Regions from separate parts of the Homo sapiens genome. Here region 2 is linked to region 1. A link is an interaction called in ENCODE POLR2A ChIA-PET data of the cell type or tissue named here. Cell type or tissue: GM12878. All regions are shown on one strand.

The links. ChIA-PET counts read pairs that join two places held together with the same protein. Peaks named below come from ENCODE experiments on the same cell type or tissue, not always from the same donor. Only the 100,000 strongest peaks of a DNase experiment are listed, where the experiment ranks them.
Region 2: POLR2A ChIA-PET joins it to region 1 with 5 read pairs; 2 of 35 experiments call an interaction of 5 or more read pairs at or near these places.

What each region holds. Positions count from the first base shown.
Region 1 is chr15:101,200,539-101,204,538 of GRCh38, forward strand. The region is part of intron 2 of CHSY1 (chondroitin sulfate synthase 1); the gene reads right to left. Among named protein-coding and RNA genes, the nearest start is that of CHSY1, 50 kb to the right of the region's middle. In GM12878, no CTCF peak of the experiment used is centred here; no DNase peak of the experiment used is centred here; H3K4me3 peaks cover 517 bases; H3K27ac peaks cover 760 bases.
Region 2 is chr15:100,836,686-100,840,685 of GRCh38, forward strand. No RefSeq gene overlaps it. Among named protein-coding and RNA genes, the nearest start is that of GCAWKR, 11 kb to the right of the region's middle. In GM12878, no CTCF peak of the experiment used is centred here; no DNase peak of the experiment used is centred here.

The sequences.
Region 1 (4,000 bases):
CTGTTCTTAAGTACCATGAAAGATGCACTGACTAAGAACACCTGCCAGCCCCTGCACCCCCAGATGGGTCAGGGACCAGACTCTTCCAGATGCAGCTCCCGAGTCTCTCCGATGTACCCACTCTTCTGCAGCCCGCAAGCAAGCCTCTCAGCTATGATTCTCTTCATTTCTTACCTGGCTGTTGCAGAAATCTCTTAGGTCTCCTCTGCCCCAGCCTCACCTTGCTCTGAACCTGTCGGGGTGGTCTTTCAATATGGAACCCTGGTCATGTTGCTTGCTGGGAATAATTCGACCCACCCCAACTGCTCTGCATACCCCTTAGGTCTCCTCACATTCCAGCCACCCCTCCTCCCTCTGCCAGGTCTCATGTTGCCAGGCCACAGTTCTGTGGATGAGGCAGGAGGTTCTCCCTCGCCATGTGTGCGAAGTCAGCCACCCTGGGTAAATCCTGTCCCCCTTCCCTGCCTGAGCCAGGGTCTGTGGGAGCCTGTACACCTTCTGAAACACAATATCCAATATCCCACTGCCCACTGCCCTCCCAGGGCAACCCAGAGTGTGTCTATAGGTGGGGGCGGTGCGGGGGGAGGTGGTCGGGGGTGGCGGGGCAAGCCAGAGAGAGAATGTGAAATCTCCTTTAATTCCTCTTAGAGAACAGTGATTCCCCACAAATGGGTATAGAGTAGAATCATCTGAGATTGTAATGCATGTCTGGCAAAAATCCACTACATAAAGAAAATAATGAATAATGAGGCTGGTGGTTAAAGAAGGAGTTGCCTATTACTCCCCCGACCCTCAGCCTTCCGTGAATATCAACGTTAAGGCATCCTGGCAGGAGGAACCACCAAACGTCCTATAGAACAAGGTGGGGACGAGTGAGCAGAAGAGAAAGGCTCACATGAGAAAGATGCCTAAGAACAAGGAGGAAGCCAATGAGCCCGCCCAGCCTAACTCCTTCCCATCCTTCTGGGGCTGGTCTGACCCATCTGATTGGTGGAGCGGCAGGGCTGCCTTTCCAGCAGGCGGTTGGGCAGTGGGGTGGGAGGAGAGGAGGCAGGAAGACTCCAAGAGGAGTTAAATCTTAGCTAGGGCTGCAGCTGTGAGTCACTGGATGGCAGGATGACAGAGGTTGCAAGTACCAGCAGCAGGGAAGAAACACAGACAGGCGTTCCCTGGCAGCTCTGGTGGCCCTGGGCTGGTAGGGGCTGCCCTTCTTTCATTCCAGCCAGTGTTTCTTAGAGAGATCAGCCTAACCAGATGGAAAGGAAGGCTGTTACCTTCCACCTTTCCTGAACTGTGTTCAAAGAGAACTGGAGGCTGCCTTCATGTTCTCCCAGTAGGTGTCCAGGAGGGGGTTAGAAGGAATCTCAGGCCAGCAGCAAGCCAGCCAGGGAAGGGCCCACTACAGCAGCTAAGGAGGACAACCCTCAGCCCTCAACACACTTCAGCTTTCAATCGGGGCTAAATTATGGGACAGACTGCATTCCATGAGCTTTAGCAATTTCAGAAGCTGCTGATGACAAGCTCTGGTCCTATCAAGCTTGCCAGGGTGGAAGCAGCAGGAGGGGCAGTGGGATGTCAGACACAGCAGAGGCTGCAGGGAAGGATGGAGGGCATTTCTGCAGGGGGGGCAGTGGGATCTCAGACACAGCAGAGGCTGCAGGGGAGGATGGAGGGCATTTCTGCAGGAGGGGCAGTGGGATCTCAGACACAGCAGAGGCTGCAGGGGAGGATGGAGGGCATTTCTGCAGGGGGGGCAGTGGGATCTCAGACACAGCAGAGGCTGCAGGGGAGGATGGAGGGCATTTCTGCAGGAGGGGCAGTGGGATCTCAGACACAGCAGAGGCTGCAGGGGAGGATGGAGGGCATTTCTGCAGGAGGGGCAGTGGGATCTCAGACACAGCAGAGGCTGCAGGGAAGGATGGAGCGCATTTCTGCAGGAGGGGCAGTGGGATCTCAGACACAGCAGAGGCTGCAGGGAAGGATGGAGGGCATTTCTGCAGGGGGGGCAGTGGGATCTCAGACACAGCAGAGGCTGCAGGGGAGGATGGAGGGCATTTCTGCAGGAGGGGCAGTGGGATCTCAGACACAGCAGAGGCTGCAGGGGAGGATGGAGGGCATTTCTGACCCCTTGCAGCACTCACTGGTAAACATGGAATAAGGTGACTCTCATTTAGGATTTTTTTTAACTTTAAAAGGCTAACATATAAATAGTAGTTTGCAAATTTAGGGATTTTGGGAGAGGTGGTTAAGACTAAAAGATTATAAAATGAGGACTAATAACTTAAAAGCCATTATGTAATGGTAATCAAACAAGAAAAAAAATATTTTACCATCATGAACCAGCTATAATTTGGGGAGTATAACATGGTCTTTGGGTTTTATGCTGGATGTAGACCTAAATTCCACATTTCTTAAAATCCAATCTGCACTGCTATAGAGAGGTTACTTGTTTCCAGAGAAAAACATTACTAGTGCTGGTTAGCATATAAAAATAAAAATGTGACAATGGGATTCAGTAACGGCTATTTTCAAGTAAACAAACAAGAAAACAACCACAAATCAATTTTATTAACAACTGATTGCACCTAAAGCCAAGCTTTAAAGTAGAAATGCACTGGGTTGCAGAAACCACAAACCCCTGAAATAGGGGGGGTGAGGGAGTATAAAGGCAGCGTGGGCGCCCACAGCACAGCCAGTAGACCCTGTCCACAGTCCTGACAGGCATGGACCTTCTCCCTTTAGGCAGCCCACTCCACAGGTCAAGGCCACACATCCAAGTGTGCAGGAGGATAGAGGAAAAGAGACACACTAATTTCAATACAAAGGCTTCCCACAACTACAGTCATTCAAACTACTTCTAAGAATGGAGAAACAGAATTCTTCTAAGAATTACCAAAAGCCCCCATATACGGCTGCTCAACAATATCATCATTTGACAAACATCATTAATTCAAGTAAAAATCATGTGGATGATTAACTCATCATTAACTCAAGTAAAAATTAGTGGATGATGCTTACAGGAGGAATAGGATATCTCATGGCCTCAAAATATTTCCCTATAAGGTATTTATTAAATAACAAAGGCAAAAGTAGTGATTTTTACAGAGGAGAATCGTGGCAAGAGATCAAAGTTAACACTGCCTGTATGGATCATACACCGAAATCATGTGCTCCTGATGTGAGGCACTGAGGACACATCACGTAGCCTGGGGAAACATCAGATAAACCCAGACTGAAGGACAAATAACTACAAAATAACTCATCTGTACTTTTCAACAACGTCAAGGTCATGAACAGCAAAGACAAGGTCAAGGTTAAAGGGCACTTAAAGAGACATACCATATAAATGCTGCATGTGACCCTAGACTACACTCTGGAACACCTCAAGTTCTTTATTTTGCTATGAAGGACATTACTGGGACAACTGACAGAATATGACTAAACTCTGTAGATTACATAACTGTGCTGTATCAACGTTAATTTCCCTGATTTTGATTACTGCGTTGTGTTTATGTCAATGAATGACCTTGTTCTTAGGAAATACATACTGATTTAAGGGCAAAAAGAGCATTATATCTGCAACTTCCAAATGGTTCAGAAAAAACTAATGTAGGCCGGGCACAGTGGCTCACACCTGTAAATCCCAGCATTTTAGGAGGCCGAGGTGGGTGGATCAGCTGAGGTCAGGAGTTCGAGACTAGCCTGGCCAATATGGCGAAACCCCATCTCTACTAAAAATACAAAAATTAGCTGGGCGTGGTGGCGTGCACCTGTAATCCCAGCTACTCGGGAGGGTGAGGCAGGAGAATCACTTGAACCCGGGAGATGGAGGGTGCAGTGAGTCGAGATCGTGCCATTGCACTCTAGACTGGGCAGTAAGAGCGAAACTCCATCTCAAATAATAATAATAATAATAATAATAATAATAATAATGTACACTTATAGAGAAAATGATAAAGCTGATGTGGTAAATATTAATAATCAGGGAATTTGGGTGAAA
Region 2 (4,000 bases), 360 kb before region 1:
AGGGCTGGCACGGAAGATGTGGACAGCTATCAGCCAAGCGAAACAACTAGAAAAGACCCACCACATTGGACAGGGTGGAAAATGGCAAATGGTATGGGCAATGGAACCACATGAATCCCTTGAGAATCATATCATTTTCATCAGATTGAGTCATGTGGGAAGATTTGGGGGAACAAGTCAAAATCCATTACTTCAGGAAGCATTCAAGGCTAAAGTCAGTTTTATAGGTTATGTGTGAATATTCTTAAAATCCACGTTGGGTTTTGTATGCTTTATTATTTCTGAATAATTTGAAGCAACGCCTTACCTTTGAGACACTTGGCAGAGCAGGGCAGCATCCCAGCTTGCAGAACTTTTGGAGAGGATCTTGGCCTCTACAGAGGCCACACAGAAAGACGAGGGATGGAGCATGGCCACTCCGAAGGCCAAGGGTGTGGAAGTATTTCGTGTCTAGCAGAGGTGATACCACTCAGGAATTGGTCGGGGGGCAACCTTATCTGCCCGGAAGTTGTTGGCTAGATTTTCAATCAGCTAAAAATGGGGCTGCAAATGCTGACACACACCCCCTCCCTTAATCATGTAAGTGATACCCTCCTGCATTGAACTAAAGGGTCCCTATTATTTCTGATGGGGACTTCATCAGCATCTTAGGTTAGTAGTGGGACTGGGGATTCTTGGCTTCCTAAGATGTGACATTCACAGATTTAGGAGCATATTTCATCATCATTCCTTTCTCCCCTTTATGTCCTATATGTCTCTATCATTATACTTCTTTATTCTAAATTTTCATTGAACCTAAACAACTTCTAACTATACAACCTCCCAAAGAGACATGATCTAATTGTATAGCTCCTTTCACTTAACTGAAAGTCCAATGCAACCTCTGATAAATTATGAAAGTAAAATCAAATAAGCTAGGAAAAGAAGTCTGAACTTTTTAAAGTGTGGGAAGATATGGCAGAAATGAAGATAAAGAATTTTACTGTATGTCTGCTTTTGTTTTGCAAGTATTCATGATCAAATAAAAATATTCATAGAGAAAAAAATGACAGTGGTTACTCACTGTAAGGACTTGTTCAAAAATAAAAATAACCAATCTAGCGAGTGTTACTTTTAAAAGCAACAGATCCCTAAAAACTTTTAAATTTTCTCTTATACAGAACTCAGGTCCAAAATAAAATAGAAAACAGAACTGCAGAATATTATGAAATAAAAATAATACAAAAACATTTATCAGAAGCTATATGATATAGCTAAAGCAATATGTTGAGGGAATTTCATAGCTTTAAGTACTTAAATTAACAGTATATACACTCAACTAAAAAAAAGTACTGGGAGTGGTGGCTCACACCTGTAATCCCAGCACTTTGGGAGGCTGAGGTGGGTGGATTACCTGAGGTCAGGCGTTCGAGACCAGCCTGGCCAACGTGGTGAAACCCCATCTCTACTAAAAATACAAAAATTAGCTTGGCATCGTGGCACATGCCAGTAATCCCAGCTACAAGGGAGGCTGAGGCAGGAGAGTCTCTTGAACCTGGGAGGCGGAAGTTGCAGTGAGCCAAGATCACGCCACTGCGCTCCAACCTGGGCAACAGAGTGAGACCCGGTCTCAAAAAAAAAAAAAAAAAAAAAAAAAATTAAGGCAAGACAAATAAAATAAATTTGAGAAAATTGCAGGGAGAGATAATAAATATAAAAGGAGAAAAATTAACCAAATCAAGGAAAATGGCAGAAAACCACAAAAAGAAAAAAAAATAGGTATGAAATCGGAAAATTCTCAGCTGCAAGGAAAATTTTAAAATAATAAATGATTACCCTGCTCAATTTTGCAGAAATAAATATGAAAACCTCATGGTTTTCTAATAAGATATAAGTTACTAAATACAGAAATGAAAAGAGAGAAATAGAAACAGAGTAGTTCACATAGCAGAGACTTCAAGGGAGCACTCAGCGCAGTTGATTTTGTAAACGGATTTCATCAACCATCCAAAATGCTGATACCGCCAATGTTATTGAAACTGCTATGAATAATGAAGAAGGAAATCTTACGAAGTATGTTTTATTTCAGAACTTTTATTTTTGAATACTTTTAGATTTACAGAAGACTTGCAAAGATAATACAGGGAGTTTCCATACAGCCTTCTCCCAGCTTTCCGTACTGGTAATGTATTCTATAACCAGAGTACATTTGTCAAAACTAAGAAACTATTAATGGTACAGAACTATTAACTAACCTACAGATTTTATTTGGATTTCACCCATTCTTTTTCCACTGATGATCCTTTTCTGTTCCCAGATTCAATCCAAGATATTGTGCTCCATTTAACCAATTATTTTTATGAATAAAAATGTGTGTGTATATATATATATATGTATATATATATACACACACACAGAGAGAGATAACAACATTTGAGAATGCCTCCCAAAAGAAAAATATAAACCAATCTCACCCATGAACATAGTTAAAAAAAACTCTAATCCAACCATGCTTTAAAAGAAAAATCCACCATAGCCAACATGGAGTTCAATCTAAGATGGGAAAATGCCCCAAAGTAGGAAATCTACTAATATAACATGGAGTAGGTGAAAAGAGAAAAACTACATTAGTTTGTCCATAGATTTAGAAAAGGCATTAAGTTCGGCTGGATGTGGTGGCTCATGCCTGTAATCCCAGCACTTTGGGAGGCAGAGGCGGGCAGATCACCTGAGGTCAGGAGTTCGAGACCAGGCTGGCAAACATGGTGAAACCCCTCTCTACTAATAATACAAAAAAATTAGCCAGGCATGGTGGTGGGCGCCTGTTATCCCAGCTACTAGGGAGGCCAAGGCAGGAGAATTGCTTGAACCCAGGAGGTGGAGGTTGCAGTGAGCCAAGATCTTACCACTGCACTCTAGCCTGGGTGACAGAGCGAGAACCATCTCAAAAAAAAAAAAAAAAAAAAAAAAGAAAAGAAAACAAAAGAAAAAGCATTAAGTTCAACACAATTCACATTTAATGTCTTAATAAAATAGGAACGTACTCATTTATCATGATTTTACACACATGTGCAGGTGCCGGAATTGTGTTTAATGACAAAATATTTCTACTGAAGTCAAGAAAGAGATCAAGATGCTCACAATTACCACAACAATTCTAAATTGTATTTGAATTACTCATTAATATAATTAGACAAGAGAAAAAAATGCAAAAAAAATTGAGAAGGAAGTAAATGTTTTATTATTTGCAGATCATACAATAGTATGCCTCAAATACACACTCACACAGGAGAATCAACTGAAAAACTGTTGTAAACAATTAAGAGACTTAGTAAGATCCCTGGTGACAAAATTAAACAAAAATTAGTAGCTTCTCATGTGCAAGCAGCAACTCACTAGAAAATATAATGGAAGAAAAGAGTAAAAAAAAAAGAATATCTGGGACTATAATTTTTAAGAAATACACATGTCCTATATAAATATACTTTATAAATGATACCAAAAGACAAGAGAAGACTAAAATATGGGGGAACTACTTTATTATTGGGTAGAAAACATCAGTGTTGTAAATGCTGAAAATAATTCTGCCTAAACTAATGTGATCTCAATAAAAATATCAATAGGATCTCCTCCTTTTTTAACTACACAAGCTAAAGAAAAATTCACGCAGAAAAAAATAAACATTTGATCATTTCCAGAAAAACTGTGAAAACTCAAAAGAGCAATAATTTAAAGAGAGCAATAATTTAAAAATATTGTAGAGCTGTAGTTTGGTTTTCATGTGTGAACAGTCAAAAAGATCAATGGAATCATGCAGTGAGTAAAGAAACAGGCCAAATGCATATAACAATTTGATGTATGATCCAACTGTATTTCAGGCTGGGTGCAGTGGCTCATGCCTGTAATCTCAACACTTTGGGAAGCTGAGGCAGGAGGATTGCTTGAGCCTAGGAGTTTGAGACAAGCCTGGGTAACATAGGTAGATACCATCTCTATAAATAATTTTTAAAAATTAGCTGGT